Linked DNA regions of Homo sapiens: all the other regions are linked to region 1. The links are chromatin contacts, found by Hi-C or POLR2A ChIA-PET in ENCODE. All regions are on one chromosome and are shown on one strand. Each heading gives the region's core, a stretch centred on a gene start or an enhancer-like site at or near the end of the contact. The rest is flanking DNA. Distances are from core to core; before and after follow the strand shown. Region 1 overlaps RORA (RAR related orphan receptor A). Region 2 overlaps RORA (RAR related orphan receptor A). Region 3 overlaps RORA (RAR related orphan receptor A).

What was found. A loop is a pair of places that touch in the nucleus more often than their neighbours do. ChIA-PET counts read pairs that join two places held with the same protein, here RNA polymerase II (POLR2A). Pooled maps may share reads with other maps.
Region 2: a loop to region 1 is called in a map of Calu3, with 15 times the contacts of the local background. The contact joins two enhancer-like sites. A Hi-C loop is called at or near these places in 18 of 168 maps with a recorded cell type or tissue (CD4-positive, alpha-beta memory T cell, Calu3, K562 and 12 more), 1 of 37 single-sample maps with no recorded cell type and 14 of 50 pooled maps. POLR2A ChIA-PET finds 5 or more read pairs at or near these places in 8 of 52 experiments (AG04450, CD4-positive, alpha-beta T cell, CD4-positive, alpha-beta memory T cell and 3 more).
Region 3: a loop to region 1 is called in a map with no recorded cell type, with 8 times the contacts of the local background. The contact joins two enhancer-like sites. A Hi-C loop is called at or near these places in 1 of 37 single-sample maps with no recorded cell type and 2 of 50 pooled maps. POLR2A ChIA-PET finds 5 or more read pairs at or near these places in 2 of 52 experiments (activated CD4-positive, alpha-beta T cell and activated naive CD4-positive, alpha-beta T cell).

The regions. Positions count from the first base shown.
Region 1 is chr15:60,582,690-60,586,077 of GRCh38, forward strand. All of the region lies in intron 2 of RORA (RAR related orphan receptor A), which reads right to left. All of the region lies in intron 3 of RORA-AS1 (RORA antisense RNA 1), which reads left to right. Among named protein-coding and RNA genes, the nearest start is that of RORA-AS2, 97 kb to the right of the region's middle. RefSeq lists an enhancer at 2,350-2,399. Within about 2 kb of position 1,407, at least 5 of the 41 ENCODE cell types and tissues checked have a DNase peak (open chromatin) inside an H3K27ac peak, as active enhancers do.
Region 2 is chr15:60,930,874-60,934,395 of GRCh38, forward strand. All of the region lies in intron 1 of RORA (RAR related orphan receptor A), which reads right to left. Among named protein-coding and RNA genes, the nearest start is that of RORA-AS4, 170 kb to the left of the region's middle. RefSeq lists an enhancer at 1,072-2,271. Within about 2 kb of position 1,863, at least 3 of the 41 ENCODE cell types and tissues checked have a DNase peak (open chromatin) inside an H3K27ac peak, as active enhancers do.
Region 3 is chr15:60,993,229-60,996,729 of GRCh38, forward strand. All of the region lies in intron 1 of RORA (RAR related orphan receptor A), which reads right to left. Among named protein-coding and RNA genes, the nearest start is that of RORA-AS4, 230 kb to the left of the region's middle. Within about 2 kb of position 2,030, at least 2 of the 41 ENCODE cell types and tissues checked have a DNase peak (open chromatin) inside an H3K27ac peak, as active enhancers do.

The sequences.
Region 1 (3,388 bases), core at 157-2,656:
CACCTTGGGACCAGTAAAATCAGAAATCTGTAAGAGCACAGCCTGGGCTTATATATCTTTTAAAAACTCTTTAGATAGATTAATACGCAGACCAGGTTGGGAGCAGATGACCTGTGAGGTCTATTGCAAAATGTTCACCATCAGTTGGGAAAATTTTTTGATTCAGTTCCCTGATGTTGACCCATGAGGCCATAAGCATTTCTAAACCATTATACTGTTTTTACATTGGCCTAGCTGTTGTTATTATCTGCATTTATCTAGTTCATTGATATGTTTACTTAAGTATTACCTACCTCTCCCACCAGAATGTACACTCACAGAGACCAGAGACTGACATGATCACTGCTGTCCCCTCGGCCGCCAGCATCACATCTGCCACAATAATGAGATAGATACTACACCAGCATTTTCAAAAGAAAAAGGGGGCTGGTGTCGCAGTGTGGAAGCAGGCAGGTAGTCCTTCTCCACACCAGCCAGAGGAAGTCTACTTTCATCTATCCCACCAGACTAGAATCTAAGCTGCACGAAGGCAGCATTTGGTCTCCCCTGTTTGGATGTCACCTCCAGAGCCTGGACACTGGCAGATACACACCAGATGCTCAGTGCCTGAGAAAGGCCATGTGCTAAACAGGAAGCACTGATCAGCTTCCAGGGCACTGAAACCTTTACTTTGTCGCTGAATAAAGCAACCTTGAAAAGACATCACTGTTTCCACTGAGTTGGCCTTGACTTCTGCAGTAAGACTCTTAGCCTGCTCCTGCTAAGTGGTCACAGTATTGGCAAGACCCAGCCCAGGCACACAGTGAAGGCTAAAATACATTGTGTCTATGTCACATGCAGAGGCTGGGGCTTCTGGACAAGGCTTTATGACGAAAAGGAGTACAGTATTTGAAAAGTCTCACAGCAGCCTCCAGCACCAAAACAGCCTCAGGGTTCTCTCCTGTTTGGGCCACTTGGGGTAAGAGATTTGAGGGAACAGTCTGCCCACTTGCTTCTGCATGCTGGTTGATAGCAAGGCCAAAGTTAACAGAAAAATATTTCAAGTGTGTTAATAACAATGCCAGAAATTGCTCACATCTGGCACCTCTTCCATGCTGAAGGGAGTGAACTAAAGAGAAGTGAATGGTTACCTTAATATAATTTACCTTTCTGAGATTCCCTTTCCTCGTGAGTAAGAGGAAAGGGTTAGCCCCGAGCAGTGGTTCCCAAACCTGTCTTATCCTCACAAGAGGATCTTTTACAAAAGAAGATTCCTTGGCCTCCCCTCCTAGGCTTTTGGAAGCAGGATCTGTGCAGGTGTTGCTGGAGAAAGGCATTTATTTTTTAAATGCTTCCCAGATGACTGTGAAGATCAATGACATTTGGGAACCACTAGAGGACTGGAGGACTCTGCGGTCCACCTGGCTCTGACAGGCTAGAACAGAGAGCTTCACAAAGTGAGGCCTAAGGACCAGTTGCATCAGAAACATCTGAGATGCTGTGTAAATACATGCCTTCGTGGGCCTCACCCCAGACTGACAGAATCAAACTCTGTGTGAGACCCAGGGATCCGCCTTCTTAAGACTCTCTGGAGTATGGGTTCTACTCTACAGTTTCAGAACCACTGTTTCAGGCAGGATTTTAGAGCTAACTTATGGCTTATGTGGAAGCAAATCATGTTCATCCATAAGTATAGGGTTTGACTTTATCCAGTTACATTAACATTTCATTGCATTGTTTGGCATGTCACAGAAATCTCCTTTGTTTTAAATGGCATGTAGCTTATAGCAAATGCAAATGTGTAAGTCCAACAGCCATAAAGCAGCCTTCTCTGACTAAGTGTGGCTGCCAACTTCTCAGTGCATTTTTTAAATGCTGATTCATGGCTTAAGACACTTGATTGGGAGGAAGGTGTCTCAGCTCCTATTATAAAAGCACAAAGGTGGTACCTGAATTACCTAGCACACAATAGGCACTTAAGTATTTGCTGAAACAAATTTATTTACTTATTTTCACCCACTGTTCTACAGAAGATTTGAAGTGAGATGAACAAATAAAAAGAAGGAGAAAAAAAACCTTTCCAACAACCGAAAAATGAAAATAACATTCTGTGAAAAAGAGAATACTTCTCATGTGGTGAAAAAAAATCACACTTCTGGGTGGCGCAGTTTGTAAAACGGTTGGCTTCAATAACTGATCTGAAACTTAACCACAAGTCTTCACTTCTGAACCACTGCCTTATTTCTATGATAGAAAGGTTTAAACAGCAGTTTTTCCTTGCTTTTTATTTTTTTTCTTCTTTTTCATGAAACGCTGCAATTTCATCTTTCTAATAGGAACACGTAAGCACTATTATCCTTTACAAGCCTGGTGATTATTTGTCATTATTATTACCCTGGTTATTCTAGCTCAGATCAGCTTTGACTTCTTCAGCAATGCAAAATTCATATAAACGTGCATTCTTATACCTCTGTGTAGCACCAGGAACAAATAACATTTAAGCAAATAGGAAGATCTATATTCATTCCTCAGATTCCGACACAGAAATCAGATTGTTTTACCATTGTTTCACACTTGTTATAACACCAAAATCCAAATCCACAATCCACTTGTATTATCTATTTATCCTAAAAAATATGCAAATGAATGCTTGTCGCTACCTCATGCAGAGTTTCTGACATATCCTCTATCTTATTTTTTAGGCAAACTGTATATACTTAAGTGAACCAAATGATCTAACCATAAATCTTCAGAAACCAAGGGGTTAATAGTTTTTTTCATCCATGTTTAAAATTGTTTTATTACCCCCCAAAAGCTACTGTAGTTTACTTTTTTACTAAATGTTTATCATTTTTGAAAAAGAAAAGCTCTAGATTTAAAAAGGGGAAACGCTGAATTTAGCTCATCAAATGACGACCTCTTTTTAAAAGATATTCAAGGGTTGGGAATTAGAATGGAGTTTGAAACTTAAAAAAATACGAGGATTACTAAAAATGTCATAACAATTGTTGACTCACAAACCAAATTTCACTTAAATTTAATATTGAGCCAAACAGCAAATAAATCAGCTTTAAGTTAAAAATTTTTTTTCCTTTACTTCCTGCCAAGCAAACTTTTAAAATTCAGTATCCCTTCCACAGTTACATTTCTGATAACCATGAAGAACAACGAGTTAAACTTTTGAATCTGGAATAGAAATGTCTCATTCCAATTAAGAAAATAACTACAACCTTTGACCTTCCCACTAGCCTGATGGGAAATTCACTGGCACCATTATGGGTTTAGCCGTCCATGTGCAAGTAACCACTAGAGGGCAGCCTTATCTCATATCTGACATGCGGCAGAAAAATACCTGAAATGCTTCTAATGTTCCTTTAATTATTTTTGTAGTATCTTTGATTTTCCTGGA
Region 2 (3,522 bases), core at 613-3,112, 350 kb after region 1:
TGTTCTAAAATGAAATGGCCTCACATCTGCCTATATGAGGCCTCTTACGTCTTGCTTAAGGATAAAAGTGGCCCTTGAAAAACAGAAAGTGGTCTGTTCTCTGAGGGTAAAAGGGTGTAGGTGTTCCCTTTCTACAGTGTTATGAGAGGGACTTACCCCTTAAATGTGTATTTTAAATGGCAGGGGGAAGAGGGGGAAGACCACATGGAAGAGTGACTGGTCCAGGGTCTGGGGAAGAACTCCCTGTCTGTGAGAAAATTCCACCTGGGAAAGAGAAGGTGAGTCTGCCTAGAGCAGCAGATAGGCTCCAGGTCCATAAGTGGGGCCAGGCAGGCTTACAGGAGTAGGAGGCACGGAGGCACATTGGGAGGTAGGCTGTTCACTGCCCAGAGGCACAAAGCCCCTGTCCCAGAAGTGAAGGGCAGCCTACAGGCCTCCACTGGATGCCCTGCCACCCACGAACAGCCCCTCCCTGCCCAAGCACTCTTCCTTACTCACTCCTCTGGCTCCATGGGGAAGCAGAATCCCAACTCATAGCTGCAGGAGGAATAGCTGAAGAGAGAAGAGGCCTGGCTTCAGCTTCCAGAGCTAAGCCCTGCCAATCTCCCAGACTCCTGCAGTCTTTCAAGTCTCCGACATTTGATTACTCCTTTCTTCTCATGAAGTGTCCTTATTTTGCCTCTAGAAAACAGGCACTGGTATCAAGAGTTGCATGGCTGATGCCAAGACTTAATGCTCCAGAGTGTCTTGCACAGGGCCAAAGCTGCCTCTTCTGGCACACACAGAGTTCTACAGAAGGGCCCCCTTATAGGCCACCAGCCACTGTGAGGACCTCATAAGCAAATGTAAGGGCAGGAAGAGATGGGACATGGTCTGGCAAAAACCTCAGCCTTCTCCCTAAGCTCTTCTGCCTTATGAGGCTGATAGCTCAGACTCAAAACAGTTGGCTGAGTTCTCCAGCTAAATATTCATTTCTCCAGCTAAATATTGATTCCTTCAATATTAACACCATGTCAGGGAGCCATGTTAAGCCATTGCCTCAACTTGGCACTGCAGCTAAACATAATGAAATGCCAGAAATTAGGGTCTAGAATTGATTATGGTACCAATTCTAATCCTGAATTCTCAAAGCAATATCTAGAAAAATATTGAATCAAGAGTTTTTTTTTTTAAATGAAGATCCTATACTGGAGGGAGATGGGCAACTTCTATTTGGAATAACAAGCAGTATCAATGTCTTTGAATTCACCTTGAAAACCAATCCTTTGGAGTAGAAAGAATTCATGGTATTTGAAATGTCCAAGATTACTAATGAGGGGAAAATCTGAGGGACCTGAGAAGGTGGGGTTGCTTGAGAAGCAGTAAAGCTTCTCAAAGAAGAAATGGAGATGCCATGAGCAGCTGCCTTGGACCAGATTCCAAGGCAGTGTCTTGTAAACTCAGCCACGATTAGGGCTGGGTCATTCTGGACCGTCCTAAAGAGAAACCATTAAAAACCATTAATTCCTTCAGATATCACAGCTGCTTACTCATAGTAGCTCATTCATAGGTAAGGAAACTGAGATCTCCCTAAGATCAAATAAGTAACAGGTATGTTAAAAAGTTTCATTTGTTTACGTGTTACTACCAAGGGCCAAGTTTCTCCATGTAGTGCAAGGAAATAATTTCTGTGCAACAGCTCGAGATATGCAGCTTGAGTTTGCCTGAAGCCCTGGCACTGTGAATTGCGGCTCCTTCAGATCTTGCAAGCTACCAGCGATTTGGCGGGGTGGGTAACTGGTTGGGAAACCTCCCAGGAAACCACAGCTCCTGCAAATGACTCAGTAGGTGGTTCCGACTTCTCTGAGTCAGAACCAAGCCCATGGCCCAGCCCCATGCCAAGACTCCCTGGCATTGTTGAGATGCTCTGAGCTTGGCTGGCATGTGACACTGAGGACCTCTGGTGTTTGTCTGCAAAGGGATGAATGCTCTTTCTGATAAGGAACCAAGGAGTGTGGAACAGAAAAGCAGCTGAATTCTCTCAGTGGCCTGGCTCTCTCTTGCCCCCTCAATCCCTGAAGAGTGTTGATGGCTTCCTACGTCAGACAACCTTTCACTTAAAAACTTACTCCTCTTCCTTACCCAGGAGTTTCCAGGTTGCCCCCCACAGTCATGAACTTGCAGACACAGAATGCTTAGTTCTAGTATTGATTCTGCTGCTTCCCAGGGCTGTGACCCTGAGCAAGTCTCCTACTGTGGGCCTCAAGTATTACCCATCCCAATTTCATCATCAGCCCAATTGTCCTCTAGTGCCATGATGATCATACTAATCTTCCAACCCAAATTCTCCACTGGCTCCCACTGCCTATGGAATCATGTCCAGACTTCTTAGCCTGGTATTCAAATCCCAATCTATCTTTTAAGCCTCAGCTTCCTCTATTATTCTCCCTGTAGCCTACGTTCTCAGCAAATTGGACCACTCACTCTCCCTAAATGTACTGTGCATTTCCCATTCCCTGTGCCCTTGCAGTGCCCTTTTCTTGAGATGCCCTCTCCTTGCCTCTGGAAATTTTGCCTACGCTTCCAGGCTCAGATCAAATGCGACCTCCTCCTCCAAGCAGCTTCCGCAGCTCTTCTCTTGTGAAGCCCCCTTGATCTCTCACATCACAGTTTGTTGGTACCTTCCTATTGACATAGAACGCATTATTCTGAATCGCAGGCATTTGTGTGGATGACTTCTCTCTCCTCCTGGATGGCATACTCCTAAAGGAAGAGGGGTGGGGGAGGATGTCTTATTCCCCTTTCAATTTCCCATCATGCCAGGGTATACACATCTGTACTAATGAACAAATGAATGAATTTAGAAAATCTAGATGGATGTTCTAAAATTATCTACAGCTGTGGTATTTCATACCAGAGGTGGCTGCACATCAGTAATAAAAACCAGCCCAGACACAAGCTTTTCATATGGGAAAAAGCAGAGGCACTGGTGCGATCCATTCTGTTGGCCATGAAATGTCTTTGGGTGTGTGCACACAGACTCCCACAAACCAGATGCAACATCTGCTTTTGAAGGGCCCAGAGAGGCTGGGCTCCCTCATTTCTCAAAGTGATGAGAAGCGCATTGGAGTCTTGCAGCTGACAGTCGTTCGGTAAAGAAACACCTACTTAGCATAGCCCCAGCTCCAGCTCCACACCATATGCATCAATAGGGGTGGGTCACAGTGCCCTCTTGGCAGTAAGCCAGGAGGAGATTTGAGGTTTGGTTTTGCTGTGCTCAACAGGCAGTCCTGATCTACATTAACAAGTCTCCTGCTTCCGTGTGACTAGCTAACAAGGAGACTGCTGCCTGCCTCATGCAGGGAGACCTTTCCCAAAGCTTGGCACCTGCCCTATGCTGGCCCAGTGGAGGCCAAATGGGGGAGCAGAAAGGAAGACATTGCTAAAGTTCTCTTTTCCACTTTCCTTCAAGAGACTAGACCAGTATTCTCAAACTTTAGCAAGGGTCAGAGTCCTCTGGAGGGCTTGTAAAAAGAAAAAAAA
Region 3 (3,501 bases), core at 780-3,279, 410 kb after region 1:
ATTCTTCCTCAGGCACTTCACATATGGGATCTCACTGACCTTCATAACATTATTGTGGGGAAGGTATTACTGTCCCCCTTTTATAGACTGGCTAAGAAACTTACAAAGCAAGTTAACGACCTGGGATCGGCTGGGCACAGCGGCTCACTCCTGTAATCCCAGCACTTTGAGAGGCCAAGGTCGGTGGATTACCTGAGGTCAGGAGTTCAAGACCAGCCTGGCCAACATGGTGAAACCCCATCTCTACTAAGAATACAAAAATTAGCCAGGCATGCATGGTGGCAGATGCCTGTAATCCTGGCTACTCTGGAGGCTGAGGCAGGAGAATTGCTTGAACCCAGGGGGCGGAGGTTGCAGTGAGCTAAGATCACGCCACTGCACTCCAACCTGGGTGACAGAGCAAGACTCTCCATCTCAAAAAAAAAAAAAAAAAAAAAAGACCTGGGATCTACCTTAAATGTTGTAGATACATTGTTATGATCAGTACCGCATTTAATTCTCATTCAACCAGTCCAACTCCTTTTTCTAAGGAACCTAACTGCAATCTTTTAAACCATCAGCAAAATCATTTGGTATTCTTAGACACCCACAAACAGTGCTACTAGTAGCTTGGATAAAGACAATTTAGGGGGTGGATCCCTGTACACCAAAGGTAAATTGATAAAACATTTTCCCTATAATATTTACCTAGATACATAATTTTCAAAGGAAAATAAAATATAATCTCTATCTAAAAATTCTAAGACCTATAAAAGGGGCAAAAAACATGTGTTACCCTCATCTGGTATAAATGCACTAAGTAACTTGGTAAAACTTTGGGTTCATCATGAAATGAGTCTGGGCATATTAAAAATTCAATGTTTTGTCCAAGTTTGAACTGGACAAACAGGTTTATCTCTGAAAGCTACCTCAGATAAACAGAGGTCACTAAGAGTGGTTATCTAAGCTGTGTGGCATTTATTTATTTTTGCATTACAGATTTCAAAACAAAGAGAACAGAAGTGAATGGCACTAATCCTGATGGGAAAAGCCCTCATAATTTCTTCTTTATATTCCAAAAACTTCAGTGATTACACTTAGAGGCTTCCAAGGCGAATCTCCTCAAATGTAGTAGCTGTAACTGTAAATATTCTGCTACCGATTTTCTTTAAAAGAAACTGAATGTAACGTAACCAATTGTTTGTGTAAATAACCAGACCTACATCTCCATTCTCAAGCCTATTCAAAACCCCTCCCTTCTCCTTTGACTACCATTTCATGAGCCCCAGGAAAAAGGGGTCTAGGCCCATTAGCCTGGCTTCCTGTTGCCATCTCTGCCTTTCCCTGCTTCTTTGGGTACCAGATCTTTCTGTCCTTGTAGGAGGATTTGAGAAGGAGAAATCCTGTCCTCCTGCCCTGAAGCCTACATGATTATAGCCCAGGAATAGCGGAATGCAAAAACTGTGACCAGAAATCAAGTGGTCCAAGAGCGGGGAACAGGATGGTGAGAGGGCACTGTAGGTGAGATTGAAACCAGAATGAAGACAACTCAACATACGTCTTCTTTCAGGTCCTTCCATGCCCTAGCCCATTGTAACCACAGGCCTGAATGAACTCACAGGCCTCCTTGAGAAAGCCAACTTTACCAACCTTTTGAAGACCCTTCGTTTTAACAAGTGTGGATATTCTATTGGGGCATTGGGGTGTCAAGGGCCAGAAACTTTAAAAGGGAAAGAAAGAGAAGAAAATCAGGAAGTGGTATAACAAAGGCCTAATTACAAGGGAGGAGTGTCTCTCTACAGACAGGTCACTGGAAGGATGCCAATGGCTCTCGCCGCATAAAGGAAAAGATTGTTATAAAAAGATTTTTAAAAAAAGAAGAAGAAGAAGAAAGAGGCATGGCAGTGGAGACTGGGAGGGTGGGGCAGAGAATAGGGAAATGAATAAGAATAATGACTTAAAAGCTTTCTTTTTTTTTCTGGTTCTCTTCTTTCCTTTCCGCAGATGCTCAGCTGAGCCAGTGCAGCTGGCTCCCTGACAAATGTGGAAAAATCAGCCAATTTGAGCTGGTTGTTAGCACTCCGGGTACAGAGGCTCAGATAAATGAGGGCCTGCCTCAGGTGTGGCAGCTGAGCTTCCCGAGTGTTCTCAAATGATTCTCGGCCAGCGCGAGGCCTCCTGGCCTTCAGGGCCTCATGGGTGCTCCCTTCTATTTCCTGGCTCCACATTCTGATAGGCGTGACCTTGGAAGAAGCATCTTCCTCCATTTGTTCCTCCTCCCCTCCCCTTCCTCCCCCTGACCAGGTCTCCTTCCTTCAAACTGGTGGGGCTTCCTCCCGCTCACTTAGTAAAAAGCCTATAGCACAAGGTCTCTTGTCCCCAGACGTTTGAGCACAGATCTGATAGCCCAACTCAAGACCCCCTCAAAAATGCCTGATGTGTATTCCTTTTCAAATCACTGCATTGGTCCACAGAGTCTCGTGATATGCTGGCAGAATACCCTGGGGTTTCCCTACAAGACAGTGAAGGCTTCTTTGTAAGTGTTCACTAACACCAAATAGTACGCCCCACATATTTATGTCCTCATTGTTATGTCCACCACAGAGTATGAATATGAAAAAAGAACGCACATCTGACCATTCTGTTCAAGAAAAGCAGTCAATATTTTGAGTCAAGTTCAAGGGGAAAATCGTTTTCTTGCAGGTAGCTGTGAAAGTTCCTTGCTTATCAAATTGTCCCCTTTCCAGTGATTCTTGTTTATGCATTGATAAATAAAAAGAACAAAAATGAGGAACTAAGATATTTAGGAGCTTATGTGAGGAAAGTTTCTAGAGGGATGGAAATGATCTAGATCTTGTTTTTTGTTTTTTTTTTTTTTTTTGAGATGGAGTCTCACTCTGTTGCCCAGGCTGCAGTACAGTGGTGAGATCTCAGCTCACTGCAACCTCTGCCTCCCAGGTTCAAGTGATTCTCCAGCCTCAGACTCCCAAGCAGCTGGGATTACAGGCATGTGGCACCATGCCCAGCTAATTTTTGTATTTTTAGTAGGGACGGGGTTTGCACCATGTTGGCCAGGCTGGAATCGAACTCCTGACCTCAAGTGTTCTGCCTGCCTCGGCCTCCCAAAGTGCTAGGATTACAGGCATGAGCCACCACGCCCAGCCCTACATCTTGTTTTAATTGGTGGTTACATGGGTATATACGATTGTCAAAACTCACTGAACTGAACACAAGATCTGTATACTTTGTTGTATCTCCATTATATCTGATTCAAAATTAAAGAATTTTAGGTCTTTTGTTTCAGTAACACATTGAGGTCTACACCAGTACAATGAAGTGGCAGCTACAGTAAAAATGCACAGGGAATACATACATTGTGTCATATCATCAGTTACCCTTTAAATACAATATAATATCTTCAGGCCGGGCACGATGGCTCACACCTGTAATCCCAGCACTTTAGGAGGCTGAGGTGGGTGGATCACGAGGTCAGGAGATCGAGACCATCCTGGCTAACATGGT